Regions from separate parts of the Homo sapiens genome. Here region 2 is linked to region 1. The links are chromatin loops, found by intact Hi-C in ENCODE. Cell type or tissue: A673. All regions are shown on one strand. Links, peaks and the distances in the headings refer to the core of each region. The heading gives the core; the rest is flanking DNA.

The links. A loop is a pair of places that touch in the nucleus more often than their neighbours do. Peaks named below come from ENCODE experiments on the same cell type or tissue, not always from the same donor. Only the 100,000 strongest peaks of a DNase experiment are listed, where the experiment ranks them.
Region 2: it touches region 1 in a loop (2.1-fold over the local background); 2 of 110 quality-filtered maps call a loop at or near these places.

Annotation. Positions count from the first base shown.
Region 1 is chr15:96,819,121-96,835,433 of GRCh38, forward strand. No RefSeq gene overlaps it. Among named protein-coding and RNA genes, the nearest start is that of SPATA8, 44 kb to the left of the region's middle. In A673, for the core only: no CTCF peak of the experiment used is centred there; a DNase peak (open chromatin) is centred at 7,911.
Region 2 is chr15:96,760,432-96,776,744 of GRCh38, forward strand. It overlaps SPATA8-AS1 (SPATA8 antisense RNA 1), which reads right to left. Exons shown (of 4, transcript NR_102753.1): 3 at 12,315-12,414; 4 at 11,574-11,705. Among named protein-coding and RNA genes, the nearest start is that of SPATA8-AS1, 15 kb to the right of the region's middle. In A673, for the core only: no CTCF peak of the experiment used is centred there; no DNase peak of the experiment used is centred there.

The DNA of each region.
Region 1 (16,313 bases), core at 3,756-11,755:
TAATTTGCAGATACCACACAGATGGGCAGATAAAACTGAAGAATAAAGTAATTTATTGACTTATCTGGTGAGGTTACCTGAATAGGCTATATCCTGGGGAAAGACTCAATATCAAGGAAATCATAATGGTTTACAGTGGATGAGGATGGGGTGACATGAGTTGAGGCCATATGAGGGTCTGGGCCATCAGAAAGGAAATCTGAGGATAATGAAGGGGTAGGAACTTTTATGGATAAGATGGGGATGCCTTCTGAGATCTAAATGTTCCAGGTTGTTCATCTCCCTGTGAAAGAACTTCCAGCTTGGCAAATACTAACATGTGAATTAGGCTGGAGGTCACAATGATTAGGAAGACTGATAGGTAGGTACAAATGCTGCCACATTGGGAGATGTAGCATTAAGTCTCAAAATTCTAGTGTGTTAGTTTGTTCTGCAGATGTTTAGTAAGTCTGGCTGTGGTGGGGATTATACCCCTTTTGTTCTTATTTTCTGACTTGCTTATACAGATGGTCCCCGACTTAAGATGGTTGGACTCAGAATTTTTTGACTTTAAGACGGTTTAAAAGCGATATGTGTTCAGTAGAAACCATACTTCAAATACCCATATAACCATTGTGGCTTTAAATTTCAGTACAGTCTTCAATAAATTACATGATATACTCAATACTTCATTATAAAATAGGCTTTGTATTAAATTATTTTGCCCACCTGTAGGCTAATGTAAGTGTTCTGAGCATGTTTAAGGAAGGCTACGCTAAGCTGTGATGTTTGGTAGGCAAGTTATATTAAATGCTTTTCATTTCTTAGTATATTCTCAACCTATGATGGGTTTATCAGTCTGTAACCCCATCATAAGTCAAAGAACATCTGTATCTCTCTTGCTAGATGAGTGTTTGTAAACAGTCTCAAATCCTTATTGGAAAAAAATGAGGTACAAATGAAGACATATTATAATGCCTTAATGATGTTGTTGTTTATCATGTATTTAAAAAAATCAAATCCTCTAACTTGAATGAATCTCAGTGCACTTAGGTGTAATGGGGTGGACGAGACACCATCACCAACACTTCCACTGGCTAGTCATTCTGAATATATATCAACATAGTTGTATTATTTCTGGTGATCCCTTTTAAAAGATGAAATTTGGACTCACTTTGGAAAAAGTTGTTAGCAAAATGTCATTTAATCTTGGTAGTTGGGCAATGAGGCAGAACGTTTTGCATGTTTGCAAAATAAGCTTCATTTTGATGCATTTGGTTGTACTGATTATATTAATTAACTTAACAGCAAGTGTGAAGATTATTTATGATGCATTAAAAATGATTGGACCTTAATTGCTTCCCTGGTAGAACAAGGGACTTGAATTTCAGGGTGAGATTTGTAAAAAATTTAGCTTGCTGGTATGCAAATTCAAATTTTAGAATTGGTCCTTTGAAAACAAATGAAATCCCATAATGGGAAATAATTATGCATAATATTTCCCTCAGAAAGCAGAATTCAGATGTTTTATCTAAACAAGATTTTTTTTTCAGTTTATGCTTAAAAAGTGTCTCTATTTTTATTGTTTAAAGATATTCATTCATTTACTTTAAGACATTCATTCATTTATTTTAGGAAATAAAAATATAATTTGGTGTTTTGGTATTTGCCTGTAATATCTAAGACCTAGGCATCATGAGAAATATAAAAATGCATCACAAGTTAACCTGTTGATTTCCAAGATTTCTTCTCTTAGAACATCCTCAGGTAATTTTATATTTTTAAAACTTTAATATTTTAATTGTATTTTTCAGTTGAAATTCTATTCCAATTCCTTTGAAGACTTTTTTTCTCTTCCTTTACAAACTCAGGACTGAATACTTTTCTGTAAAACACAATTCTTTCTTCTTCTGCTTCTGCTTCTTTTCTTTTTCTGTTTGGCTATTTATGTACCATGGGCACCAGGCAATTTCTGGATGTAAGTTTACTTGGATTCTTCAAGTTTAATAACTCCATAGAACTTGCATTACCTGTTACCAACAGTACATTTATCACACAAGAAAATGCACACATCTCCAATAAGCAATAAGCCAAGTATGAATAATATTGAATATGTCACATGTAAAATTTAGCTTACTGGTAAAAGCCAGATTCATCATTTAAAGGAGTCTTTTAAATCTCACATATAATGTGTTTTGTTTCATTTTCTTTGGTTCTGAAGATTTTACCTTTCTTGGTAGGAGGCAGGTGTGTAGTAGATCAAAAGTTAGTGGGAGCAGTAATCTACATATCTTAACCAACATAGCTACTTCAGGCCATAATTATTATAGCTACCGTGAACAGGTTCGCACCTATGTTTTCTGGTTCTTAATGCATCTAAAATAGAGTTTGAGGCTGCATAGTTTCTATGAATGCATGTGTAATGTCTGTTTGATAAGTGTCTTCTCACACCCTGAGGACTTTTATAGGCAATTTGCATTTCACAATGAGAGAAATCAGCTGGAGAGGGTTTATTGTTTTGTATAATAGAGAGGAGTGTGAAAATATCCCAGTTCTACAGATGGCACTTCTCGTTAGCCTTGAACATATACATGTGCAAGGATTGCTTTATCTTAACTAATACAGCCACCCAAAAGGCTATTTTTAGAGGTGAATTCACAGTTTGGTTGGATTGCAATAATTACTGGAACTTCTTTAAAGATAGACAGAGTATTTATTTGAACTCCTGGCTGTAGAGTGACTTCATAATACTGGGAAGGAAATTTCCTTTTGTGCTGGTCTCTTTTAAACTGTGGATTGCAATATGTCTATAATGCGATCAGCCTGATTTTTAAATAACTCAGAAGACAAACCAGGGACTCCAGAGCCAGTACAAATGAAATCATATGCATATGTGAACCAAAAAAGCTATGGTGATAAAACAAAAACCTCTACTCTAAAGAGATCTTTGAAAGCAAACCACTGCATATAAAAATGCATACCGATGAACAACAAAATCTTATCAGACAACTTCAGGATTCTTGCAGTTTATAAACTTTGCTTGAGTCTCACAGCATTTCATCTTCAAGTTGAATATTAACTTCTAAATTTGGCCAGGGATTAATGAAAAATGATTCCTGTGAAACCCCATCTCTACTAAAAATACAAAAATTACCTGGACGTGGTGGCAGGCACCTGTATCCCAGCTACTCGGGAGGCTGAGGCAGGAGAATCACTTGAAACCAGAAGGCAGAGGTTGCAGTGAGCCAAGATCGTGCCACTGCACTCCAGCCTGGGCAACAAGAGCGAAACTTTGTCTAAAAAAAAAGAAAAGAAAAGCAATTCCTATTGATTGATGGATAGTACTACTGCCCAGTTTAAATAAGTATTTATATTTATATTTATATTGCCAGGAAAAAAAAACGATCAAATAGCTCAGCAGTTCTCAAACTTTTGGTCTCAGGATATTTTTTCCACTCTTAAAAGTTATTGAAAATTCCAGAAAGCTTTTCTTTGTTAGAATTTATATATATTATATATATATATATATATAATATATATAAAATATATATGTATGTACATACATATCGTATATATGTACGTACATATATACACTATATATAACTCTAACAATATGTATGTACATATATACATATATACTATATATGTACATACATACATACACTATATGTATACTATATATAGTATATATGTACACACATATATAGTGTATATATACACTATATAGTATACATATAGTATACTATATATACTATATACTATACATATAGTATACTATATATACTATATACTATACATATAGTATACTATATATACTATATACTATACATATAGTATACTATATATACTATATACTATACATATAGTATACTATATATACTATATACTATATATATACACTATATACTATATATATAAAATAAACTATATATATACTATATACTATATATATACTATATACTATATATATACACACTATATACTATATATATATATATATATAACTCTAACAAAAAAAGCTTTCTGGAATTTTCAAAACTTTTAAGAGTGGGAAAAAGAACCTGAGACCAAAAGTTTGAGAACTGCTGAGCTATTTGATTGTTTTTTTCATGACAATATAAATACAATATAAATATAAATACTTATTAAATAAGTATTTATTAAATACTTATTTAATAAGTATTTAAATATATAAGTATTTAATAAATACTTATTTAATAAGTATTTAAATATATAAGTATTTAATAAATTTAATAAATTTAAATATAAATACTTATTAAATAAGTATTTAAATATAAATACTTATTTAATAAGTATTTAAATATAAATACTTATTTAATAAGTATTTAAATATAAATACTTATTTAAACTGGGCAGTAGTACTATCCATCAATCAACAGGAATTGCTTTTCTTTTCGTTTTCTTTGAGACAAAGTTTTACTCTTGTTGCCCCGGCTGGAGTGCAGTGGCGTGATCTTGGCTCACTGCAACCTCTGCCTTCTGGTTTCAAGTGATTCTCCTGCCTCAACCTCCCAGGTAGCTGGGATACAGGTGCCTGCCACCACGCCTGGCTAATAATATACATATATGTACATACATATATACACATATATATATATTTACCAGATTAGAAGTTAAAACTGATAATTACTTTAAATGTTTAAAAGTAACTTTAAAATAATAATATGAAACCCATTACATGTTAAAATACACAACACTTATAATGAAAAAACAAAAATAATAACAAAAGTGGCATATTGGTAATTTTTACACATCTCCTTCATGTCTGGCTTAGTAGAAGGCAACTGGGATTTCATATCTGCCTTTAAAATCAATCTATTGTGATATGTTCTTTTGTTGAACTATATAAAGAACACTTAGCATTACACATACATTTAGCTGGATGAGGGAGAAGCATTTTAATAATTCTTTCAAATAGTAGTGGATGTTCTTCTTTGATATTACACCAAAACTCAACAAATGGTAGTTTAAAAGATTAATTGCAAAGTACAATCATAAACTATATTAACAAACATTAATAAGCTCTGGTTACATTAAAATTATTTGAATCTTGCACTTTGAATGGATGTTTTATCCACGTATAATTTTATATTATGCAGTGACTATTTATAAAATATTAGCTCACTAAGTTATGTGGGTACTCTAAATGTTGACATATTTTATCATAAAATATTTAAAAACCCACATTCATTAACATTACCATTGACATCAACAAAGTCTTTAAGTTTTGAGAAGCTGTCATGCTTGTGGAAGTGGACCCAAGTTTTTCAAAGTTCTCATATTTGCTTGATAGCTCAACTTTTCCTGGTAACAAAAACTGTCAATGGCTCTTATTGAAGGGATAGGATGACACAATTAATTTCTAAAAAAGGTTTGCCAAATACTTAAGACAAAAAACTATGTTTTGTCTGTCAGTAATTATCTTAATTAAAAATAGTACTTTATGAAATGCAACTCAAACACCAGTGCGTTTTCTCGTGACAACCATTTGACAGACTTCACAAGTGCTTGGTACATACTGCCTATTCTGTTGAATAGAAATTAAAAAAAAAAAATCTCTATGTGTGGGCCAAACTTTTGTAAAAGTAAACATATTTACTGCTCTTTCAAGGACTTTCTTAAGTAAGATGGTCATTTCTTTTTTATCAAAGAGTGTGTGGTGGTGAAGAATACAGGCAAGTTGAGGCTGGTGCCATGGCCTTGTTTCAAGCAACAGCACCAGCAGTTTTATGCTCCATTTATTTTGCAAAATGAATGCAAATGATAACATGGTGAAAATGGCAAATAATGTCTTGGTATTATTATGAGAATTGGTGTGAACTCACAAACCCAGTGAAGATGTCTTGGAAACCATCAGGAGTTTGCAAGCCACATCTTGTAAACCATTGACATCTCCAAGCACATGTAATAAAATACTCACTCCATTTGTGTCTTACCAGTCTTTCCTAATGGATGAAGGAAATCTTACTTTGAGTGTTCCAACATTTTTCACCTATTCAATTTGGGTCTATGACTTTCACCTAACCACTTAACATGAGAGATTTACTAGAACAAAGAAAGGACTTCTAAAGGTAATTCTTAAATACTGCTAAATATTTCTATATATACACCAAAAAACCCAAATAGCAACATGTTTTATCTGTCATTTATGAGTCAGGATCAAATCAGAAAGAGAAAAACTACCTGAGGTATTTTAAAAGATATAAGTTTAAAGATATAAGTGAATTGTTTAATATAGGGAAATATTTGAGGGCCAAAAGAACAAAAAGACAATATTTTAGCCTACTAAAAAAGATAACTACAGGCTGGGCAGGGTGGTTCAGACCTGCAATCCCAGCATTTTGGGAGGTGGAGGCAGGTGAATCACCTGAGGTCAGGAGCTTGAGACCAGCCTGGCCAACATGGTGAAATCTCGTCTCCACTAAAAATATAAAAATTAGCTGGGTGTGGTGGTGGGCACCTGTAATCCCAGCTACTTGGGAGGCTGAGGCAGGAGAATCGCTTGAACCCAGGAGGCGGAGGCTGTGGTGAGCTGAGATCATGCCACTGCATTCCAGCCTGGGTGACAGAGTGAGACTCTGTCTCAAAAAAAAAAAAAAAAAAAAAAAACATTAACTACAGAGCACAAGAGCTCTCTGAATATAGTGCTCGGAATATAGTGCTCAAAACTCTGCAGGGCTTACCATCCTGCTTCTGCTGCTGCTTCTAAGGTGGGGAAAGAAAGCTGGAGGCTGGAGCCAACCGCTGCTGCTGGGGCAAATGTCTAACCGCCAGTGCTGCAGGGATGATGATAGTAAACAGCCAAAAAGCAAAAAGAAAAGTTAAAGAAAAAAAGGGAAGGGAGAAAGCGATTTTTCTTTGACGTCCATGTCCCATTCTCCATCTAGAGCTTCCTGTTGTCAGAACTGAGGACAAATTCAGCATTAAAGGTATCAGCAAAATGTAATTTTTCCAGTCTCAGCCCTATTATCACATAGCAGAATATAGGAGCTTAGATTTGTAACTGAGTGACAATAGACAAATAACTAGCATGGTCACCGCTTTGGACACTCAGGACCAATACTCACCCTTCTACATGGGTTTGAACCACCATGCAACAGTAACAATTTTATGCTTTGCTCTAATAGGAAGACAGTCTCTCCTGCAAACAAAGGTGTTTCCATCCATGCCCCCACAAGCAGACATTCAAAATCCTAATAGTGATGGTACCTACCTCATGGAAGTCACTGAACTCATATCTAGAAGATATTTTTTCCTGTTCCAATATAGTGTTTTGTTTTGTTTTGTTTTGTTTTTGAGACTGAGTCTTGCTCTGTGGCCCAGGCTGGAGTGCAGTGGCATGATCTCGGCTCACTGCAATCTACGCCTTCTTGGTTCAAGCGATTCTCTTGCCTCAGTCTCCCAAGAAGCTGGGATTACAGGTGCCTGCCACCACGTCCGCCTAATTTTTTTTTTTTGTATTTTTGGTAGAGAAGGGGCTTCACCATGCTGGCCAGGCTGGTCTCGAACTCCTGACTTCAAGTGATCTGCCCGCCTCGGTATCCCAAAGTGCTGGGATTACAGGTGTGAGACACCACGCCTAGCCCCAGTGCAGTCTTAACTTCCTACTTGATTTGTAACTTGGAGACAGAAACTCAGAAAATGGTAAGAGAAGAGGTGGAAGGTAGAATTAGTTGACTCATATGAATATATAACATGAATATAAAATTGTACAGAAACAACTTGCTAAGCTGCTACAGTTCTTTTGCTGTAATTGGTTACAAAGCAGTTGTTAGTCTTTATAACATCATTCTTCCACTACCCATTTCATGTTGCCTTTCTCCACAGGCAGCTTCAGTGGTGGTACTGTATTTATGTAGTTGTTATAATTTTCAATTAACTTTTACTACTGGACATTGAAGTACTAAGAAGCATGTCAGAGTATTTCCTGACTTCCAGACACCCTTTGTTCCCTCATTGCATTGTAACAATCCAACTTCTTCTTGACAATCATGGAAATCACTTCAGCCAGTAGAAATGGCCTCGTCCTTGCCTGTTTGATTGACATTAAAAACCCAAATTGGCCCAGTTACAGTCTCAAATTCCAATTCAATAAAACTGTTGTGTTGCTTACTGGGAACATACCTCTTTTAGGGAAAAACACCTTTAGTTAAGCAAAGTTTAAAAGGCAGGAGAGTTTCTGTAAGTGGATTTTTTTTAGAAGTAATGGAGAAATCATTTCTATTTTCACCTCTTGATTCTGCAATTCCTGTACTTGGGCTATGGGAGAAACTGCATCTTACATTGGTTACTATTCAAGAAAGTATATTGCATCTTATAAATGAAGTCTTCTATACATCCTATACATTTTTTCAGGGTGTTGTCTCCCAACTGAGATTTCTGTAGGATACTCCACCATTTTATCAGACCAGTTGCTTCTGAGTGATGGAGAAGATTAGCTAATTCTGTGTCCATGAGGCCACTAAGGCTCTTTTTGTATTTGTTGACAAATGTGTCTCTTGGTTAGAAGCAATGTTAGGTGGAATACCATGATAGTTAATTAGGTATTCCTGGTGAGGAGGGTTGGCCTTTGTCCACGAAATTTTTAGTTTTTTTCTATTTGATGATTGGGAGCCTATTCTGCAAAGAATGCCATGTAGTAGAAATTCACACAAGACCAAACAATCTCTAAACTCTGTGTCCATTCTAAGAGCTTCATCTATAAGCCTCTCCCCAGACTTCCTTACTATCAATCTTTTCCCTTGCAAATTTTTGGTCATTTAGCTAATCTGATGCCCACGAATTAACATATACCTACATCCTTGACCATTTTTCAGTCCAGATAAAGTGGATCACCAAATGCACAGTTTAAAGTTCTGTCCACTGCGAGGATTTTCTTTCAGGCACTTCCCTATTTGTACCTGCAGTACTAAAACCACTTCTGGTAGGTGCAAACATGTTGTGCGGGAACATTTGTAAGTCAGGCCCAAGATTTTTTCCTTCCCAGTAACATTTTGTCATGAGGTCAGAGGCACGGATTGAGTAAGAGGAGGCAATGAAGCAGGTAGAGGTGAGCTATGAGCCCGAGATCCTGACACGTAGCTTTCAGATCCGCTCAAGGTATATATCTTATCTACAGTTCTCACCTGATGGTGGAATGATGATGGAATTGCTGTTGTGTACATGAAGCTTTATAGTAATACCAGGTTTTGTTTGTTTGTTTTGAGACAGAGTCTCACTCTGACGCACAGGCTGGAGTGCAGTGGCTCGATCTCAGCTCACTGCAACCTCTGCCTCCCAGGTTCAAGCAATTCTCCTGCCTTAGCCTCCAGAGTAGCTGGGACTATAGGCACGTGCCACCACACCCGGCTAATTTTTGTATTTTTAGTAAAGATGGGGTTTCACAATGTTGGCCAGGCTGGTCCTGAACTCCTGACCTCAGGTGATCCACCTGCCTCGGCCTCCCAAAGTGCTGGGATTATAGGTTTGAGCCACCGCGCCTGACCAAGGACACCCGTTTTTAGAACACCAGTTTTATGACAACAATCTCAAGCTACGTCATCATTTGATGTCTCATGATTAGGCTTTCAGGCTATATAAGAGCCCAGCAAAATATAAAAGCTGTTTCTCCAAATGAGAATAGATGTCTGCCAAAGAGGGTATCATATATATATTTTTTAGCTGCATCTCTGTGGATCTTCACTGTGATCTCTCTATTGTAGCTTGTAAGATGCGCCACACAACATGCCTGTTTATCAGATACAAGGAGTACCCAAGCATCTTCTGAGTCACAAGGATGAATGAACAGAATTGCACACTGGATGATGAAATGCTACATTTTCCCCTGGGTCTCACTAAGCCCTGGTCACTTTATAGTTAAATTAATAAATGGGTTGTATTAGCACACCCAAATGGGTCTACATTGCCCCTAAAATCCAAAGAGCCTACCATGCAGTGTGAAGCATAGCAAGTATCTTTCACTTAAAGGGATATTCTATTATATTCCAAATCATTGGATGCCCTGAAATTCACCAAGGTGGCAGGACTGTGAATTTTTTGGGTATTTCATTCTTACTCTCTGACATACATGTGTCTTAATACATTGTTTAGGGTACTTGCTACTTCCTGCTCATGAGGTCCAATCAGCATGTTGCCATCAATGAAGAGGAACAGCATGATGTTTTGTGGGATATGCTTATGATCGAGACCTCTGTGAACTAGATTATGTCAAAGAGTAAGATATCTGACATAGCCTTGAGACAAGACAGTAAAGGTGTACTGTTGCTCCTAACAAGTGAAAGCAAACTGCTTCTGGTGGTCCTTACAAATTGGTATAGAGAAAAAAAAGTGTCAGGTGTTGGGAGATGTATTGGCTTACCCTGATAAATAATTAATATCTGGAGCAACTGCTATAATTGGTTAACCTTATAACATTAATTAAAATCCACCATTATTCTCCAATATCCTTTTGCTCTGGCCCAGTGACAGAGTTAAATAGAGATAGGGATCTCTATTTCCTGTCTCTATTTAGGAATCTAAATAGAGGTAGGAATCTATCTGTATCTTTCAAATATTTCTTAATGACAGTGATTCCTATAATTCCCTGAGTGGTAATATTTTTGCTTTACCATCATGAGGAAGAAAATAATTCCAACCTCTCTTGGGTATTTGTACTGTAATAACTTTACTGGTTGTCTGGCCCTTACTTGAGCTGTTGCTTTACAACACAGGACTTGTTGTTTTTTTTTTCTTGTAAACTCTTCCATGCATTTGAAAGCAGCCAACCCACCATGTAATTCTTGTGGTCATTATTACTATAATAACAGTAAGCACATCAGCTACTTGGTCTTCCAAAGCACTTGCTTCAAAAGGTGCTTCACTCTATGCAAACAAAGATGATAATTTAATTCATCCCACTGTCACTGCATGACAGGGATCAGCAGTATCCTATTTTTCACTGGCTGTGCTCATGTGCAAAGACATAACCAAATCAATCCTAGAATATCTCCTTTGAGTGTCTTATTCATGGTACCAAGTACTGTTTTTTCCAGGGTCTTACAGGAAAAGAGAAACCAAACCAAATATTTGAATAGAGCTTATTGAAATTGGCTGTACAGGTTTTGTAGTAGGAGGAGGCAAAAAGAAAAGAAAAAGAGAAGAAAAGAACACCGAAGAAACCAAGATAACGAACGGAGCCATCAATCACTTCTAGGGCTGAGTGAACAAAGAGAAGTGTTGAACTTCAAGAACAAGGAGCTTGGACGAGGAGCCCCACTGAGCATGACTAGTTGGTGCTGATACCTTGGAGAAGGTTTGATAACACTGGTTCTGAGAATGCCTGAAGAAGCTGGAGGCTGGAAATAACTGCTGCCAGGAAGCTCAACTGGTACTACAATGGTAGCTGTCAGAAGTCCCTTCTGTCGTCTCTCTCATTCCAATTTTCCTGTAGTGCCTCATATTGACAGAATCCATCAAAAAGCCAGCTAAGAAAGGAATCTTGGAAAGGCAGTTCACAGCGTCTCAATGCCAACATTACAGGGCAAAATATAGAAGGAGCTAAGAGATCATACATGAATAATTGGCACATGTGGACATTTCTTATTTTCTCATATTGGTGGTATGGCTCATTTATGAAGTTAATACTGGACATTGTGGGGAGGCTGTGTAAGAAGTGTTAAAGGGGATCAGGGATACATTCACTTCTCTTTTCCTTTGCTAGTTCTGTGGTCTTAAGCAAAGTAGCCTCAAACATCAGTTTCCTCTTTTATAAAATGAGGAAAATAATACTCATTACCTTGCATGCATGATATAATGATTACATAACATACATGTGTGTAAAGTGCTTAGTATCATGATTGATACATGGAAAGAATTCTCTTATTTGGGTTATTAATTGAGAAAACTCCTTACAATTTTCTTTTCTTTTCTTTTCTTTTCTTTGAGACTGAGTCTTGCTCAGTCGCCCAGGCTGGAGTGCAATGGCGTGATCTCGGCTCACTTCAATCTCCACCTCCTGGGTTCAAGTGATTCTCCTGTTTCAGCCTCCAGAGTAGCTGGGATTACAGGTGCCTACCACCACACCCAGCTAATTTTTTGTATTTTAGTAGAGACGGGGTTTCACCATGTTGCCCAGGCTGGTCTTGATCTCCTGAGCTCAGGTAATACACCTGCATCGGCCTCCCAAAGTGCTAGGATTGCAGGCGTGAATCACCGCACCTGTCCACAATTTTCTTGTTATTGGTACCCTTTCATGTTGGTAAAATGTATTTTATTTTCTCTTATCAAATAATTTTCAATGCAATGAGACGTCAACTTTAAGCCCAAAGTAGACCAGTAGTAAAACTAAGGCTGAAACCATTGATTGATTATTACCATATATTGTCCTAAAATATTCGGCTTTTAAAACATTTGGTTTCATTTTTCATGATAAAAATATGTAGCATTTTTGCACTTTTAATTCACTTTGTAGAGTTCTCAATCATTTCTAACACATGCTTGGCAATGACAAGCCATTTGTGAAAGAGTTTTGCTGGCTTTAAAATATATGCAAATGTAATATATTACAATCGTTACACAAGAAACTAGCCCAGTAAAGCTGGTGTTTTTTAAATCCCCCTGTGCATAGCAATCCCTCTTATAAAGAGGCCTAAATACACTTGTGAATTGCCTTCCAAGTATTTGCTTAAACTAACACATAATTGTGAAACTTAATAATTTTCATGTGTGAAGGCCCTGTTAGGCATCTGAGATGGAAAACCTTCACAGGACTCACTCAATTCCAAGCTGACTCTGCCTCATGCTTATCTTCCCCAAAGTTGTGGATCAATAACATTTTCTTCTCTCTCTAGAAGAGCGTCAAGAAAAGACGGTAGGCCTGAATCTGGAGTTTGGGTTGTGGTTGGCAAGGCAGTGGCTAAATAGTGCTAAGATGTAAAAAGCATTCATTGGTCATCTAACATACCCTCTGAACTACACTATCATTTAGCTAAAGAGGAAATTAAGAGTTTATTCTGGAAATCTAGGAGTTGAGCAAGCTAACATATCTGCAGCCAGAAAAAGCTAGTTCTCAGGTGACATAAATACATTTCTAATGTCTTTAAATTGTGACAAAAATTAGTCAGGCATGGTGGTGCACTCCTGTAGTCCCAGCTACTCTGGAGGCTGAAGCAGGAGGACACTTGAGTCTGGGAGGCAGAGGTTTCAGTGAACCGAAATTGTGCCACTGCACTCCAGCACTCCAGCCTGGGTGACAGAAGAGGGAAACTCCATCTGAAAAAATAAAATAAAATAAAATAAAATAAAATAAAATAAAATAAAATAAAGAATTCACTTAGACATATTCAGTGATCAGGAAATTAACACTTTTTGGCAGGTAGTATGAGACAGGTTACCCCAGGTCCTTGGAGGTCTGATTCTCACCTTGCTAAGGAATTCAGGACAGAGAGCTTTACAGATATCTCTGAGTTTACCCACTTGACTCAAAAAAAATCCAAAATCTTTTTTAATCAACTTTCCTGGGGCAAAGTGGTGGGAGTTTTAAGGCAGTTTGATGTATTATCTTCTCAACCAAAACCTGTACTGTTTCAAGGTTACAAATTCTGGTCGCATACATTATTATTTACATTTCCATACCCATATTTTGGATGAGTGCTAATATCATTTTCTCAAATAATCTAATTTTATCCACTATTGCAGAAGAGGAAGGAAGAGGAGAAGGACTGTGTGAAACATGATCTCCTGCTTAACACTATATATTTACATGAACATACATCCATGTATAAAAATCCATGCATGGATTAAGAAGTCATAGCATTTGCACTCCCCAAATCATTACATTGAATAATCCAGAGCTGTATTACATGCCAAGGAGTTTACCTGTCTTACTTTTTGTTTGTTTGCATGTGTAATCATTTTCTGCATTGAAATGAGCTGATCTCCAATTGGCCCGTGACTCTATTGTCTATTAACGTGGTGAAATGTTGTCATTTGTGTTTATCCCTGTAGTCAGCAAACCAGCCTGTCTGCCATCATATAGAAGAGACGTTCTAATGAGTCACCAGTTTCCTCATCAAAATGGCAGCTTGTGGAGACGTTTCTCAGAGAAGCAACCTCAGCTCATCTCACCTTTCTCTTGATTTTTGACACTTTCAACTACTTTCCCAATACTGTTAAAAGGAAACTACATCTATAATTGGAGGAAGAGGTGAAAAGAGATTAAAACAGGAACTGCGTTCAAGAAATGGGGTTTCTGCCTATATAGCACTCATTAGTTCCTTTCCTTAGTTCCATTTTTCCGTAACATGGAATAATTTAGAATAAGGAAATCATGCATTAGGAGACAGAAAGGTTATCTCTCAAATCCTTACAATGCCATTTGCCTTTACCAAATGCAAAGTTTACTGATTTTTGAGCTTCCTGTCTACATTTGGGTACGCTCACATTTCTCCTTTAGCTGTGCCTCCGTCATTCTTTTAAGACAGCTCCTTTGTGGCCTTCTCTCTTGGAGTTAAGCCTTAATGATTTGTTCCGACTTTTCATCTCTGCCATGAAAAATTCCCACCCTCAGCCTGCAGCAGGCCTGACTCCTTTCTAGTGTCATCTGTGTACGGGGCAGATTGTAGGCCCTTCTTGTTTTTTTATCTGGTAGAATAATTCAGATGTCTTTAAAGCAAATGCACCAATAAGGCTTGCTTTTGTCAAGAAATAGCCAGAAACCCACAAAGGTCTATTATTCTTTCTTACCTACTTGAAGGGAAAAATCAGTCTACTATTCCATGAACCCCACCAGACCCACCCCTGCATCAAGGCTTTTTGTGTTTGCTGTCCTCAATACCTGGACTTTTCCTTCCCTTGATAACTAAATTACAAGCTAACCAATGCATGCCCCATCCTTCTTATCTTAAAGCAATTTTATCCCTCCGAGAAACTCAAAATTTACTTATTTACTGCATTTATCATCTGTCTGCCTCCATTGGATTAAAAGTTTAGGTTCCTCCTTGCCGCCATTTTGGTTTTGTTTTCTGCTGTATCCCCAAGTTCCTGGAGCAGTGTCGGACACAACACAGCATTTTTCCGTAGGGGTGTGAAATGGGGGGAGTAGTTGATCCTTTCCCTTTAGCCTGTATTCCTCTTCAGCTCCATCCTTACCATCTTGTCCTGTCTTCCTCATAGCTACCTCAGGTAGCTCAGAAAGTATTATACATTCCCAATTTACTCCAGACCCTGTGGAGAGGTGTCGGTAGCTTTCTAGAACTGCCTCTGTTAACGATCAATGATGTCTTGCATAAATGTCTGTTGAACGCCTGTTTTACCAAAATGCTGTGGAGCCCTGAGGTGGAAGGGCAGATACACACCCACAAGCATAAGTCTCTTCTTTCAAGGAATCTAGAAACAGAGAGACAGGCACTGCGAATGGACTAGGGCCCCAACATGGTCATTGTTCCCCCCACCGCCCACATTAAATATGGTACATGGAAATGGAACATTCAAGTCAAAAAGCTCTTGAGCACATTCAGCCTAAAGTTCTAATTCATAATTAATCAGAATGCCGATTTATCGTAACATTACAGATTAAAAGTATTGTTAATGCATCACTTTTAAAATTTCATTTATTTCTGCCTTTTTTTTTGATATGGAGTCTTGCTCTATTGCCCAGGCTGGAATGCAGTGGTGCGATCTCGGCTCACTGCAAGTTCTGCCTCCCGGGTTCATGCCATTCTCCTGCCTCAGCCTCCTGAGTAGCTGGGACCACAGGCACCCGCCACCACGCCCGGCTAATTGTTTTGTATTTTTTTAGTAGAGACGGGGTTTCACCATGTTAGCCAGGATGGCCTTGATCTCCTGACCTCGTGATCTGCCTGCCTCGGCCTCCCAAAGTGTTGGGATTACAGGCGTGAGCCACCGCGCCTGGCCTATTTTTGCCTTTTATTTTAAAACATTTGTTTCTTGGGTATAGCATTTTCTCAGGACGTTTCCCAGCTTTCCATTCTCTTCAGACTGTGCATTTTACCCTGTTAGGATTTTCCCTTAAGTCAATTCCTAGGCTTTATGTCACATAATTAGATAAATCAATTAAAACCACATACTTCTTGTTATTTTGCTAGTTCAACTTATGGTATTGCATGCAAAATATGTTGTTATGAGAAAGTGTTAATAATTTTTCTTGCATTATATGTGTTTTCTAACGTGCTATATTTTCTAAACATAGGCATGGACTCATTGTTCTCTATTAAGCATTATAATTATTTCTGTATTAAATTTAATATATTTTTCTTACATTTACTTTTGAGTTGTGTCCATCACATTTACATTTGCAGTTTACATAATTGTAATAG
Region 2 (16,313 bases), core at 3,268-11,267, 59 kb before region 1:
GGTGTGAACTGGGGAGGCGGAGCTTGCCACTGCATTCCAGCCTGGGTGACAGAGCGAGACTCCGTCTCAAAAAAAAAAAAAAAAAAAGAAGAGTTAACCATATCAATTCAGTGATCTCCAATATGAAATGTAAACCTTTACAGTTTTCATCAAAAGAAGAAATTTCATTATTAGCTTGCATATTCCTGTACTTAAGGAATAACAAGAGATTTCCAGCAAACCATTTCTTATTTGTTAAGAATCATTGGCTCTCTTATGTTTTGTGGGTTTTATTAAAATTTTCTATTTTGCTGCTAATTATGTTTTCACCTTGTTTGGGACTAACATATGTAAACCTGACCCTTGTATTTAGAAACACACAAAGCATGGAAATGGGGATGGCAATGTAGTGTTTCTGATTAACAAAGGCACAACCTGACCTTACAACTTAGCACTCATCCAGTTCTATGGTAAATACAACCATATTACACAGTGTGCCTCAATCTGCAGGAATCTTAGGTCATGACCATTCTAGAAGTCTTTGGATCACCAGTTGTGCCCTCAACAGTGTTTTGTTTCCACCTGAACATCCCAAGTGAAGTCATTATTGGTGATCGTATTTATGGTTCTCCTGAGTTTCATGATAACAATTTGAAAATGTCAACATCTGAGTTTTATGAGATTAAACTGTGCATGATCCTCTATTTGTCTTATTAATCTTGACTAAGATTTGCTACAAAAAGATGAAATTTAGCATCCTTGCCAAATTTTGTGGGCTCAGTTTTCTGAGCCCACAAAATTTACATCATCAGTTTATCCTGCTGTGGACTTAGCTAGTAACACTGTTTCAACTTCTGCTTTTCTAAAAAAAAAACCAGAGTAGAATGAAAGAGAAGAGGGGAAATTAATAGTTGATCATCCCTAATATTTTCAAATGTGTTCGTATTACTTTAATTTTAGCTGAAAAGGTAGCACTCTCCCTATTTGACAGAAGATAAAATGCAAGTCCCTAAAGCCAAACATTCTCAGCATCAGCCGTGAAAAGATAAGAGTTGAGATTTGATCTAGTTCTGAGTTTCCAAACCCTGGTGATACCATTGCCCCATTCTGAAAAGAAGAGATAAAGGAAAACAGTTTTTTATGTTCTTAATTTTTTTATTTTAAAGAATAAAATACACACTGTCAGGCTCCACTTTATACAATTCACCCTTCTCTCTCCTGCTGATGAAAGAATCCACTACTTCAGGGAGAGCAGTGTAATCGGTCCAGGTGCTAGAATGTCATTATGCTGCCATACTCTCAGGAAGGGCACTTCTGTCCTAATGGGACGTTAGGACAAGGCACTGAGGTTTGATCCCAGAACTGCAGAGAACTCCAGAAGTTTCACTTGTTGAAAATACTTTTCATAATAGCATTGAGCAATTCGTAATCATATAACATGCCTGACATGATTGCAAATTTGTTGACAGATTATCAGAAAGAGTACTATGTTTTTTATTCGGCTCTTGATTCATAAGTTCTTTTACACTTGGAAAAATAGAGGGCTGGAATCTCATATAGCTTCCTGCATTTCTGACATTATATCAGACCCACATATTTGTGCAGCCCAGGTGTGCTAGGAAGTGGTAGACAACTACATTGGTCTTGGAAATGACTAACATATTAATTATAGATGAATTAATCTAATATACAGTCAAGATGATGTGTATCAGACACTTGACTGGTTATTTAAACACATTTTTCTCTTTAAAATACAAAACATACATATTTCTCACAGGACATAGAAAATGTTTTCTGTGGTATAAATTTTAAATTCTTATAAAGCATTTACAACAATGTTTGACCCATACTTAAAACAACAATAACAGCTATTATTTATCAAATGCTTAATATGTTCCGGGTACTTCATGTATATTATCTCACTCCACGAGGTGTGTATCACCATATCCATTTTACTGACGACACAATTTTTTTTGTGGTTAATTAAGTAAGTGGCAGAGCTGGGAGTTTTCATTTATTCAACAAATATTTTTGAATGCCTAGCACTAGGCATATGAGTATCTGAACAATATGATGTGTTATATTCTTGTGTAAAGTATTGTATCTATGAATTATATGCATTTTACGATGTGTCAAAATGTTTTATCCTGATATATGCATTGGGAGCAAGAAAATGTTGGTTTGGATTCAAGTACTTTATTCAAACAAACTGGGAGGCTCATTTTATTCCCAAATCACTGGATTTTAGTTTACAGGACTCCTCTGCCTCCATTCTCTCCCTATGCTCCTTACCAGAAGTGACCTCTCTCTGGGACACCCACCAACTTCCTGTCATTACTTTAGGATTGGCTCTTGGCCTCTCTTCTTCATTATTCCAAATCCAAGCCATTTGCCAACATTTTGGTCTTAGAGCCTCAACTTCCTCAGCACAGTAACTTGCAACAGCACTCCATTTCATATGGGCCTGGTTATATACAATTTTGCTAAGCTTCCAAGAGTTTTTCCAACTTCCAAATCTTAAATCCAGAGCTTTGTCTTCTGGTGACATCTTTATGTGTTACTTTTCCTATTGTCTTCTGTCAACTGAGCCTACTCTTATTCCCCCAGATACAGATAGGTTTATCTTGGAATGCTTATTTCTGAAGTCTAGGGTAATTAAAACAGGATATGATGTCTATTTTCAAAATGGTCTCACAGCAAGTAAGTAACAGAACTAAAATTTTCCATCAGTTTCTATCTGTCAGGTCAATTATTCCGAGCCTCAGTTTCTTTAGAAAATAAAGGGATTGGATTTGATCATCTCCAAGGCCTTTCTCATCTTTAATATCCTGTAAAAAGAAAGTCTGATTATCTTTCTGCCGTACCTGGCAAGCCTAGGTAGCCAATTAGGAAGCAAGGATAAAGGTACCTAAAATGTCTACTTTCTTTTCCTTTTTATGTAATGAATGGCTGTGGCCAGGACCCTCTTGTTTCTGGGATAAGTCTCTTATTTGAACAGAACATTTAACACAGAAGATTTTCAAAGTATGTGGGTTTTGTGTCTATCAAAAAAGAAAACACGCACTCCAACCAGTGAATCCACCATTCAATGAGGCAGAGAACTGCCCTCTGGAAAGCAACCAGCATCTCAAGGGAGTATTTTAAGCACATCCCAGTGTTCATTCTAAACGTGTATTACCTTCACTGTAGAAGAGTTTGGGGTTTATAAGTGAGGAAATACCATTTTATATGCAGAGAGGATCACACAACTGTGGCAGAATAGAAATTACTTTTTCAAATTTTCTAAAGTAAAACCTCGAAAGAAATATCTATTTCTATACAACCTTATTGTCATTTTCTCTAAAGTCACTCATCTAGTTATTTTAAATTGGTTCTGAAACACAATCATACATTCAAAAACCTAGTAACAGGCTCTCTTGAATGCACTAGAGCAGTAAATATTAGTTTCGATTAAACATTAATCCAAAGGATATTATTTCACTCTCTTAAGCCTCATTGAGGTTCATTATTAGAAAACACGCCTTCAATATCTCATTTTACATTCTCACTCTAAAACTGTATCATGAATGTAAATTTATTTTATGATCCATTCTTAATCAGTTCAAGAGTTTATACTCATAAATTGGTTAAAATATTTTAAAATTGCATTTGTTCTAATTGCTTCAATAGAACAGAAAATATAAATTTAATATTTTTGGTATTTTTCTCACCATAAATTAAGCTTTTATAACTTTTAGCAGTTTTGTGGGATAGAATTAACCAAGATTTTTCTTTAAGATTTCTTCAATTGCTTCATGCATGGAAAAGACTCTCCCAAGCTGTGGTTATATAGATACATATTATTGTATTCTATTATTTTAAAAAACTTTTAACACTCCTTAAATAATCCATCCAATTTAATATATGGAAGTTTTCTGAAAAATTATTCTGGTTAATGGACTTTCTACCACAACATGAATGCAAACATTATAAGCAGCAACTTTTGCTATTTCAGACGTTTATATAGACATCTATTGTTGACCTAGGTCTTCATTGATCTACCTGTATGATTGACATACTGCTGTCAATGGAATGTCTGCAAAGATTATTGAAATATGCAAATAACCGGCCAATGAAAAAAAATAGGGGAGAGAGGGTGCATCCCTGCAGCCCCGCACGACGGGCCCGCCGCCTTTGGTGACCCCCGCCCCCCTCCGGCCTCAGGGTGGGTGGCGGCCAGCGCGCCAAGACCCTCGGGAGCCCCGCCCAGAGCCTGCTCCGCTCTCAGGCCGCCCAGGCTAGCCAGCCGCCAGCCGCGCTCGCCCATGGAGATCCTAGACGAGTTCGACAGGGGGAAGCTCCAAGAATCCTTCCCAAAGACACCTGGAGAGGGCTGAAAGGAGGGAGAGAGGCTCAAAAACACGTGCCCTGTTGCCCGTACGGGCTTGGGACTGGCCAAGGACAGGGGCCAGTTGTCAGGCACTACTCATAAACTAGGGATGAGCTTTGCCCCTGGTGCAGGGACACGCACACAAGTGTGTGGTTTAAGCATGTATGTGCCAGTGTGCTGGATGCAATGCATTCTACACAACCGTGGCCACAATGTTGCTACCTCTGTTGCCTCCCCTGCTGGAGATTCTTCACACTGGTGATGCCAAAGTGCCTTGCTTGATTCCCCTTCTCGAGTTTGGAGTCCCAGCGAAGCTGCTGACCAAGATATCTCTAGGCTTTCACGCGGCCTGAGGACAGCCTGAGTCGGTCTCTGGGAGTCTAGCCCAGTGACTGCAAACTCTCAGTTGGGTGATTCAGTGCAGTGTTAATTGAGGCCAAGGCAAACACCTGTGGTTAAGATGCGCAAAGGCTGTTTTACTCTTTGACACTGCCCAGACCCGTTTCTAAAAATCAGAGGCATAAGAGACACAAAGCCTCATTTTCTCTCTCACAATATATGTGTGATGGTTGAAGTCATACAAAGCTGCCAGCCTTGGACTCACATTCAGACTCCCTGGGCTTGGCAGGAGAAGTCCTCAGTTCTGGATATTTTCTATGGTCCAGGCCCTTGGCTGTGTGCTGCAGAGAGATACTCATCAGACACAGAAACTACACTCGAGGAGTTTTCTTGCAATATATGGAGTAAGGGTTTCAGCAACTCTGGAGACCCCCTCTAACATGTTCCTTTAGGACAGAAAATAATCAGACTTTCAAACTAGGAAACACTGACTCCCATAAAATTCATTCATTCTGCACTATTTAAGACACTGTTCAACATTAATTGAAGATGGGATGATGATTTTCTTTGTGTCATCCCATAAAGTCTAATCTTTTTTGTTTGTTTGTTTTTGAGATTCCTGTCTTGCTCTGTTGCTCAGGCTGGAGTACAGTATCACCATCATACCTCACTGCAGCCTTGAACTCACACACTCAAGCGATCCTCCTGCCTCAGCCTCCCAAACAGCTGGGACTTCAAGTATGTGCCACTATACCCAGCTTTATCTTCTGTATTTTTCTAAGAATGGGAAATAAAATTTGAACAAGCTTCTGGAAAAATTATGATGCATTTGGCCAATTCAAAATGATTCATTGTCTTAGAATCTTAGACTTTTAAGTGCTTGTATTATTTAATTTTTTTCAGAAGATTGGTTAAATATTCACTTTGCCAGTACTTACTAGCCAATAGATTTTTAAATTATATTATTCATGAGATATCTCAATTTCTTAATAACTTAAAGAAATTATAACTCTTTTCAATATATATCCTGTTGGATTTTGAAGATTTGGGATTTGGAGGATTTATATAAAATAATATTTTTTCATTTTTAAAACTAACAAGAAATTATTATTTCAAATAGTTTTATGGACAGTAATGATAATTTAAAATATACGAATATTGGATTTTAATTTGGTTTGTTTTGTTTTCTCCAGTGTAGTATATAAATATCATTAGTGCAGTTTTACCAAATTTCAGAATACTACTCTCTTGACCATCTGTTAAATGTCTATTTAATGCACAGCTTTCCCTGAGTTCATTTAAGAACATTCTGAATAAAAATGTTTACAGATAACAATTATAACAAGACTGAGTGAAGTTTACTGCGAAAATCTGGGAATTTGGATACCAGTCACTGGACAGTGAAAACGGAAGCCTTGTGCAACATGCTTCTGGCCTGTTCTCTAGGTTCATAGTAGGAACCGAAACCCTGGAGACTGCAATTTAACAAAACAGGGCTACAATTTTTCACCAAAAGAGCAGGATCACATGCACTCAAATGCAAGCTCACAACTGGCTAGTTTGCAGCTTTGAGAAGTCATCTCAAAATGAACGAATACTCTTCTTAATGCTGCTGAACATTTCTGGCCCATTTCCCCTACCACTAAAGGATATTTATTAAGGGCCTCACATACATACAATGACACTCAGTATTTTGCAAAGCCTATTGAAACACTCATTGGAGGCATTCTGTTGTTACTACTGCCCTCGGGGACTTTGGTTTATACTAAGTTTAGCCATTGTCTTGCCGTTTGGATGTCTAATAATGACCATAATCATCGTTGTTTCCTCCAAATGTTGCCCATGAGCCATGTTTTGCTTACTAGAAATTTTTCCTGAACTTACTACATTATTGCTTCAATGAATGTTTACAAATGAGTTAATTTTTCTTAACGCACCTACGAAAGGCATCTTTTAATTCTATGTCAGGTCCTCGCCCAAATTTTCATAGCTTGTCTCTGACGTGATTTCCTGCTTACTGGATCCCCCTCCATGGTCCTGACTTAGTAAGTAGTCACAGAGGATTTCTGAGATCCCTGAAGCCAACAGAGCTTTAATTTGTATTAAGTCTCTTCAGCAGAGCTGAAAAGACATTTTTAGAAAAATTCTGAGTACAACCACTCACTAAAGACATTGCAAGTATAGCAGGTTTAGCAGTTAAAATTCTTACTCCACAAAAATACACAGATTCAAGTGATGCAACATTATTTACTTCTTTTTTCTTCCCTTTTTAAAAAAAATAAAATCTGCCTCTGAGTTCCCATCCCTTTTGGCATAAGCAAAATTTATCATCACTTATTTGAGGGCGCCCTCTTTTTTCTGTTCCTCTTGCCAAATGTTTCAGAGACTATACAAACTCTGGTCTTTGATCACAGTGAACACTACTGTTCTAATGTCTATAATAGGCACAGTTCACTGGTGATGGGCACTGGAAGCCAGGATCCTAGACCCCCAGGGTGTAGCTTCCCTAAAGCCATCTCCTGGGGTCCAGCCACCCTGAAGCCATCTCCCCCTGGGGCCTTCATGCATTGATTCAACAAACATTAACTGAGCATCTACAATAAGCCGTGTTTTCTAACCCCTGGGAATGGATGAGTGAACAGGTAAAGTCCCTGCTCTCAAGGAATTTACAGCGTTTTGGGAGAAACCAAAGACAAGGAAGTGATGAGTTCCCAACCACAGAGATAATCAGGGGTGCCAGGGGAGTCTTTGGAGTGAGTCTCTCCTGGCCCAGGGGAAATTCCGGAAGACTTTCAGAAGAAAGTCAAGCCTAGGGCGCATTCCAGAGGATCTCATTCCAAAGGAGTGAGAAGAACGGTGGCAAGATGTCTATTTTAGCAGAGCCATAAATACGTGGCTAGGTCAACACAGAGAGAAAAGTAGCCTTTCAGAAAACTCCAAGTGTTTCCTTAACACATGCTGCTGTGAGACTAAAGCCCAGGGCAAGTGATAAAGGAAATTTCCACTGACCACTTACAAGACCCAAATGCCCCCCACCGAATCTCCAAGAAGAACTGAGGAGGTAAAATCTTCCCTGTGATGCAATTTCTTGCCTTCCCTCCTTTGGGTGAAATTCTGGGCCAGTTCCAGAATTTTTCCAGAAACTTTCAGGTAATAACGAGTCCTGGAGTCAGTTTAGTCATAAGACAGATCTATTTCAGTAACTAGAATACCAAGTCCTGTGCAAGAGTCAACACTGTGAACTTCATTTAGAGCGTTTTCCCTCTCTTGAGTAGTGGCTAAGGCGGGTACTCACAGTGGGAGATGAGGGTGTGGTTTGCAGTTTTGAGCTTTGCTTCTTTCTCCTCATCCCTGCTGGCCTTACTGTGGACCCCAGCATTGAGGAATGGGGAAGTGGATTAGTTTGCCCCTGATCTGGCTGTGGTACATGCTCAGGGCTGACCCTTACCAGGGCGCTAAGTATACCTCAGATTGGTGCCCTGACCACGTCTAACTGCACCCTCCCAGCCGTGGGTAAATCACATCCCAAGGTCAGCAATTGCCTCTTCTTTTACAGTCAAACACTCCTCCCTCCCTACCCGCAACACTTGCTTCCTAGAAACTCTCCTGGATGGGATTTAAAAACGGCTCCTGGACAGGGCTTCCCCTTGAGTGGCAGGTCTGGTCAGTGCCACATAGCAAATCACACCGGCTCTACTCCTTTTCCATAGAGGCACGGCCAGCCCCCATGGAAACCAAGTCTTTCTCTGCCTGGCAGCCTCAGCCTGAGCCTCCACTTCTTCCCCTGGGGTCAGATATCAAGGCATCGTGCCCGGCAAAATTCAAGGGACAGATCCACCAGCATTCTTTGTGGCCATTCTTCAGTGTGAGTTCATGGGGGATACACTCCTCTCTCCCAGCAAGGAATACCAAAAATGCTCCCCCACTTCAAGACATTTCTCCAGAAAAGTCTTTTTTCTTTTCCAGACTTCCAACATTTTTAGACCATTCATATCAGTGCTGAACTAAGGTTCACAAAATTGGTATTAATGGCTGCCTCCTTTCTAAGTCAAGTTCCTTACTTTAAAAGATAGGAGAAATTTTCCATCTATTTTTCTTTCTTGGCTTGTTAAACCACAGTGAAAACAAAACAAGAAACCTTTTTATATATCTTGTTATGCATGACATGTATATAAAGAGCTTGAGCTTTATCTTGGTGACAGAGAGGGATTCTTACATTTGTTTAATAGTCTTGAGTGTGTTAACAAGGGCATGAACCCTGATCCAACAGGCATATTCTTGATGCTTTCTGTTACTTTCCCCACCCCAACCCCTCCCAGCAACCACCCCTAAGAGGAAAGGATGAGTTTCTGGTTGTCAGCTCCCCAAATGCTGCCCCCAGATAAGGGGCAGTGTTAATGAAATCAAATTAGACTGTGATAAGGAAGGGAAGTGGAGGCTCGGACACAGCATGCCACAGTCTGAGCCCCCAGCATATCACCTTTCTTTCTTCTCTTTATTACCTTCAGCTCAGTTGGGTCAGGCCCATGATTCATCTACAGCTGGGGTGAAGGTACAGAAATAGGTTGGGGTTCAGGTGAAGTGAGGAAGTGGTGGGCATACTTTGGACCTTCAGATCCTTCATGCTCTTGTGACAGCTTCCTCATCTGCCCCCTATATGTTCTCTGGATGTACCTTCTCTGTCAAATCACATTTCATGTCCCTTTCTAGGAACCAAGGAATAAAGCTGCCCCAGGCACTGCCTTCAGGGGAAGAGAGTGGCCTGGCATGGCCGACAGTACCACCACCTTCATGTCTGTGCTTCTTCCTCCATCTGTCCGGGAGCCTCCCTTTTTGGGCCTCTGCCATCAAATCACATTTCCCTGCATTGCTTTTTTTCCTGCTGCATCTTTAGTTTTCTTTTTCTGTGTTGCTCTCTTTTTATGGTCAACATACCTTTACATTGTCTTTCTAGACATCTGAAAAAAATTGACTTCTCTGTCTCCCCCATTTCCTTCTTCCTAGTTTGTCTGCTTGCCTCTTATTTTATTCATCTAATATAATTTTTAGACAGAAAGGGATGATTGGAGCCTGAATGGCCAAAGGGACTGAAGACAAAGCTCTCATTTTTTTTTACCTTGCCCAAATTCCTATCCTAAGGGGTCTGGGGAGTCATGCCCTATAAGCCATAAATCTCATCAGATGGGTTTTATTTGACCCTGTATATCATGACTTACTTTCCAATTTGACTCTGGAGTAACAAGGAAGAAAATCAAAGTATTTTACCCCAAAATATATTTTCTTGCTATACCTTGAAATTGCCCTGCGAAGTCTCTTGTGGGAAAAAATCCACATTCTATAGAAAATCCCCTTTCCCCTTTGTTTTCCTTCCTTTCTTTCAAGATCCAGGAGATAATCAACTAAGAGCCAGGCACCCTTTTAGGTCTGATAAAAAAACATTTTACAATCTGCTCTCTATCTCTGAAGTCTGCTACCTGCAAGATTCCTCTGCACAATAAAACTTGGTCTCCACGATCCTTTACCTTAACCTGAACATTCCTTTCCATTGATCCCAGGTCTTCAGACAAACTCAACCAATTGTCAACCAGAAAATATTTAAATTTACCTATAGCCTAGAAGCCCCTGCTTTGAGTTGTCCCAACTTTCTGAACCAAACCAATGTATTTCTTAAATGTATTTGACTGATGTCTCATGCCTCCTTAAAAATATATAAAACCCAGCTGTACCCTGACCACCTTGGTCACATGTTCTTAGGACCTCCTGAGGGCTGTGTCATGGGCCATGGTTACTCCTATTTGGTTCAGAATAAATCTCTTCAACTATTTTATGGAGTTTGGCCATTTTTGTCAACAGGGCAATGTGAGAATAGAAGGCAAGGGACAGGGCACCGTTTTGCCACCCTAGAGGCAACTGGTTCAACCAGGATCACCCTCCTTCAAAAACCATGTGGAAATCTCATTTTCCCACTTTCTCACATGCCCCAGCCTCTGCCTCTACCACTGCCATCACTTGCCATGAGAAGAATGACATCTAAAGGGGAGTTCCCTGTTCATCATCCTGACCATCTGGCTCTTTATTCTCCAACTGGGAATAGAAAGAAGTTACCCACTGTGACCTTCTCGAACCCCACTGTGATTTGCAAATTCCCATAGGATGACTCCTTAAAGGACACTCTGCTCCCTGACTGACTCCAGCCTCCTTTCCCACAGTCCGCCCTTCCCTTCTCAACAGTGACATTCTCAGTGGGGGAAAACAAATTCTCAATTGAATTTGAGTTCTCAACACTACTAGGAGTTCAATATAAGATAAAGCTCAATAAATATTTGCCAAGTAAAGTGATTTTCATCAATGAATTTAGATAAAGAGTTCTCAAGTGTTTTCATGTATCTATTAAGTAAGTCAGCAGAAAGCCAACTAAAGCATGAAGGAAGGATAAGAAAATCTGAAGACAAAGGAGAGAAACGAGTAGATGAGCACTGGGACTGGTGTTTTTTTTGTTTTGTTTTGTTTTGTTTTGTTGTTGTTTTTTTTTTTAGGACATGAACCCTAAAGCTGGAGCAGTTTCTCTAAAAGTCTGAGACTGCTGTGGGTTTTCTACAACTCTGTGCCTGCACTGCTCTGGGACCTACAATGGAACGTGTCTCCTACAATAAACAGATCAAGACCAATTCCAGGTACCAGCTGAAGGAAAATCTGGGCCTAGCTTTTACACTTGGTCCTAGGGCTTTGACCTGAATTATGATGCAGGTTTTTTTGTGGTTCCCCTCTCTCTCACCCATATCTTCTCATGAAGAAACCTGGTTCAAGCTACAGTTGAAGCCCTCTGAAGTTGAGTTTACCATCAAACCGTAGTTTAGTAAAATTCCTGAGAAAGCAGATACCTTCGTGTGATTTACTCAGTAGATGTTTACTGAAAAGGGAAGAAGGTTGTATTCCAGGCTTTATGGTGGATGATGGCAAAGCAAACATAACAAGCTTCTATTGTGAAGAGCTCTTCTTTGTGGCCATTGTATCAAGGCTAAAAAGTCAAGGAGAAACAGTCCCCAGCACTTCAGTGCTCTTGTTTTGAAGACTTGGTGAATACAGCAAAGCATCTTCTAACTTCAACTGTCTCCCCTCCCTCCCTGCTGCCACCGGAAGAGGTTCTGTTGGGATGAGCACAGAGGCTTGGCTCTCCGCTCCAGAGCACAGGATTAGGACCTCACACCAGGCCAAAGGCCAGTGATTGCAAATGAAGCAAGCACCTCACTCCCTCACTGTACTAAGATGAGACAAGTTCCTGAGTTCAAGAGCACTTTACTGGATGGTGTCTAGTGGATACCAGACACCTCCTCCTGCCTTAAGTAGGGCAAGGGGCAATGATGGGGACCTAGACTTTGGATAGTACCCAAAAGAATTTTAAGAGTCTTCAGCTCTGAGTTAGAATAACTTATTTCAAAAGCTGAAGAGAGAAATTTTCCGGGGATATTTCAGTGGCCCCAGGCGATTCATACTTTTTACTCCTTTGCTTCCTTGTGTACCAGGAGCCTGCCTGGAGGTGGGGTTTGTGATGATTGTGGGGCACATTTCAGCCTTTTGGGCATCTTTCTGGCCTCCACCCCAAAGGTCAGAACCCCTTCTCTCTTACCTGTATCTTTCAACGCTTCCCTCATTTGCCTTTTCTTTGCATTCCCTCATCCTGCTCCTTTCTGAGTGCTTTCCTCTGTGGTTTTGTCTTTGTGCAGGAGCTGTGAATGTGTGGGGAGAAGCATGAGCATGCTAGGGACAGATGGTGGGCTCACTGGGACAGAATATTATGGCTAAAGTCCCGCTTCTGCCCTTTGCCCTCTCTGAATCCCTCCAGGTCTGTGACATGGACACCTCTGTTTCTGCCTTCTGCTGGCATTCTCTATCTGTTGCTTGCCTCCAATCCCCTCATCACTGCTCTGCACTCTGGATTTTCTCCTAGGGGAAGCAACCAGTTCTTTTGTTATTTTTCTGCTGCTGTCACTCTTTGTTAGTTTATTTCTATGCCTTGTTCTTTTTATGTATCTCTTTGTATCTTTCTATATAGCTATCTCTCTCCCTACCCTGCAGATTCTCTTTCCCTAGTAGGGACATTGTGGCTCATCCATTTGACTTTTTCTTTCATAGGAAGAACAGGACACTGGGATGGCTACGGCAGGGTTAGAAGGCAGGGGTGGAGTTGGACATCAGCAAGCAGCTTCCGGGCTGGGGGACCTTGTGCCCTGGAGGTGGTGTTTCATTCCTCAGGTCCGTTCTGGCCTTGCCTTTTCCTTGATCACTCTTTTTTCACTTTTCCAGTAGCCACCATTTGGTTAACAGACATGAAAACAAACCTTCTGACACTCGCCCCACTGGCTGTCTGTCTTCTTCTAGCTGGGAACTCTGATAATGGGGTTTCCCTCTCCAACTGTGGACCCCATTATTAGAATCACATCCAGAAAGGCTGACTCAGTCCAGGGAGTATCTACACTGTCAGCAAGCTTCTTCCCAGGAACTTCTTAAGCCCAACCCCAGCCATTCACAGACTAGAGGCTTCAAGGATTTTTTCCATTTGCCATCCAAGAAATTGACTCCCTATGTTAGCTTACAAACTCAACGTCACCTCTAATGTCTTGGAAGCTTCTGGACGCGATTTTACAAGATTGCTTTTTAGAGGAAAAGACATGGTTTCTCATTCATTTTTGAATCCCCAAGACTTATTAGAGTATATGCCTTGCACTTGAGCTTCCATGGATGTGTTTTGAATAACATTAACATATTAATGTCCAGTTCCTAACGTGTTTTATGGATATGAGTGACAATGCAATATCCAAGAGTCCTGGGGGCAGAAATGGTAAAGAATCCAGGATGTAAAGGTCTGGACAAGAGTGGGGAGAGAACAGAAATATAAATCCATGAGTTCTAGAAGGAATTGGGTATTAGCTTGTCAGGTAAGGCATAGCTTCAGTGTGTCAGAACATCTGCAATGGAGGAATCCTAATAGATCTCAGGCAAGTGGAAATCAGTGAGTTAGTGGCGGCAGGAATTCCCAGACTACACTTTCCCAAGCAGGTGTAGCCAAAACTACAGATCAAGACAAGTCCTTTGAGCCCTTAATGAAAAAAATAAAAGATACATATTAAATTTATAGATTAAAAAAATGCTTGTGAAAAAGAACAGAGTCCGCAAATGCTCATTTCAAAACAGGCATTCTCATTTGCAACACAAAGTCCTATTAGGAAAGAGATGTGGGTTTCCCAGGGAACTCAGGGCTCAGCATGAGTAAAGTCTCCTGACACAAGAATCAGTCCTAATGAGTCGTCTGGGAATGAATTGGGAGTGATCAAAGCCAAGAAACAGGAAGATGGGGAGTAATCCCAAGGAAAGAGAATAATGAGATAAAAAGGGTGATGACTGGTTCAGACCACCAGAGCAAGGCACTCTTATTTTTTTTGGAGATGGTCTCACTCTGTCACCCAGTCTGGAGTGCAGTGGCGCAATCTCAGCTCACTGCAACCCCCACCTCCCAGGTTTAAGCAATTCCCCTGCCTCAGCCTCCCGAGTAGCTGGGACTATAGGCGCACGCCACCACGCCCAACTCTCTCTCTCTATATATATGTATATATGTATATATATAAATGTATATATGTGTATATATGTATATATGTATATATGTGTGTATATGTATATATATGTGTATATGTATATATATTTATGTGTGTGTGTATATATATATATATATTTTTTTCATATTTTAGTAGAGACAGGGTTTCACCATGTTGCCCAGTCTGGTACTGAACTCCTGAGCTCAAGCAATCCGCCCACCTTGGCCTCCCAATGTGCTAGGCAAGGCATTCTTAACAGCCAGATTTTGCCTTGTCTTTCTAAAAGAATCTTTAATAATAGGTCATTTGATAATTTCCTATAGCATAAAAATGAGGTTATGCTCAAGCTTTTGTTAGAAAGCCATTCTTCCTCCTACCTTGGGGCAGGCAGTTCACCCTCCTTCCTGTATGGATATACATCCCTTCCAGGAGTGAAAAAAACTCAAAGTTTGGCCCTGATTGTTATTGTTCTTCCTGGGGACAATAGGGCCCCTTTAGTTTTGGGAGTGCCTATTTTGAAGGGAGAGTTTGTGGGCTTGGGTCAATCTAAATTCTCTTCAATGCCGAATCTGGGATATGGCTTGGCTTAGAACCAGATAGGGATGAAGACCTCAAGGGAACAGCCTGGAGGATGGAAGCCTAGTAGCTGGCCTCACAAGGACTTGAATTCCTTTAACCACTAGCCTCTCCCCTAACCACAGCCCTCTCTCTGCCGCACCCCCTTGCCTCCAACCTACACACACTCCAAAGTGCAAGCTGTCAGAGGGCTAACTGGGAGCAAGTCCCAGCCCCTCCCTTTGGCAAAACGCCCTATTTTCCTTTCCTCTCCTCTTAGGCAGCCTTATCGAAGCTCATTCTACATGGAGTTCCTCTCCCTCAGAAACTTATGCTGAAGATCAGAAGAGGGAACAGGCAAGTCAGACAGTGACCTGTTTCCGAGTGCCTCTGACCATCATGGTCTTTCATTTCCATCACAGTTCTCTTTCCAGAGCAAGACTGGACCAAGGTATGCATTCCTGGACAAAGGTTCCTGGATCCCCATGCCCTTGACCCAGCTCTGACTCCCCAGACCCCACATCCCCCTTCTATTCCCTTTCCCTCCCCCGCTTCCTTCCCCTCCTGTCCTGTCCCTTCCCCTAACCTCCCCTGCACTCCATGTCTGTTTTCTTCAGGACTCTGCTGCTCTTCTCTGCTCTTGCTTTCCATACTTTGCCTTGCTGCAGGACATCCTGCATATCCTTCAAGAGCAGGATGCAGGATGCGTCTGTGTTGGTCTACGTTAAAAATTTTAATTGTCTACAGCATGACAAGATAGGTACCATGAAGAAAGAAAGGCCTATGGACGTTCCAGGGAGGGCAAAGGAACCTCCTTCACCAGATCTGTTGTTTGAGTTTAACCTCATTAGCCAGATTGTTCTCATTGCCGCCTTCCTTCCTTGCTGGTGTTCTCATTGCCGCCTTCCTTCCTTCCTGGAAGGCTCCACAGACAGGAAAGGGATAGTCCATGAGGGACAAATTCCTGATCCATCACTTCCCTTCTCTTGGTTTTCTACTCTCCACCTGGAAATAGCAGAGTTCCTGATCCAAGCACTGTATTTCAGTCACCCAAGACCACAATCTTGGAAACCTCTGCGCCCCCGGGGAGTGAGAGCCTGTTTCATTGCCATGTGCTACTCTGAGGACAGGCCAAATATCTCCAAAGGCATTTCCATTAAAGAGATTGCCAGGCCTTGCAGTCTTTTACTATGGCTGCCTTGATGACTCTAGGGTTCTCTCCTAGGCATCAGGGCATAGGGGACATTATATTGCATTTAACATGGGACCACAGGATTACACACTTGATTGTATGCCCCCTTCAGACTGGGAGCTTACTGCAGGCAGAAGGTTCTCACAGGGCAAGGACGCAGATCCTTCTCTGACTTAGCAGATTCATCAATGGGATGTGCAGGCTATCCTAGAGGAATAAGTCTCTCGAAGTCAGCTGGAGTCAAAGGCCACCGATGAAGGAAAAGCCTGTCAGAACCAGACTAGTCCTG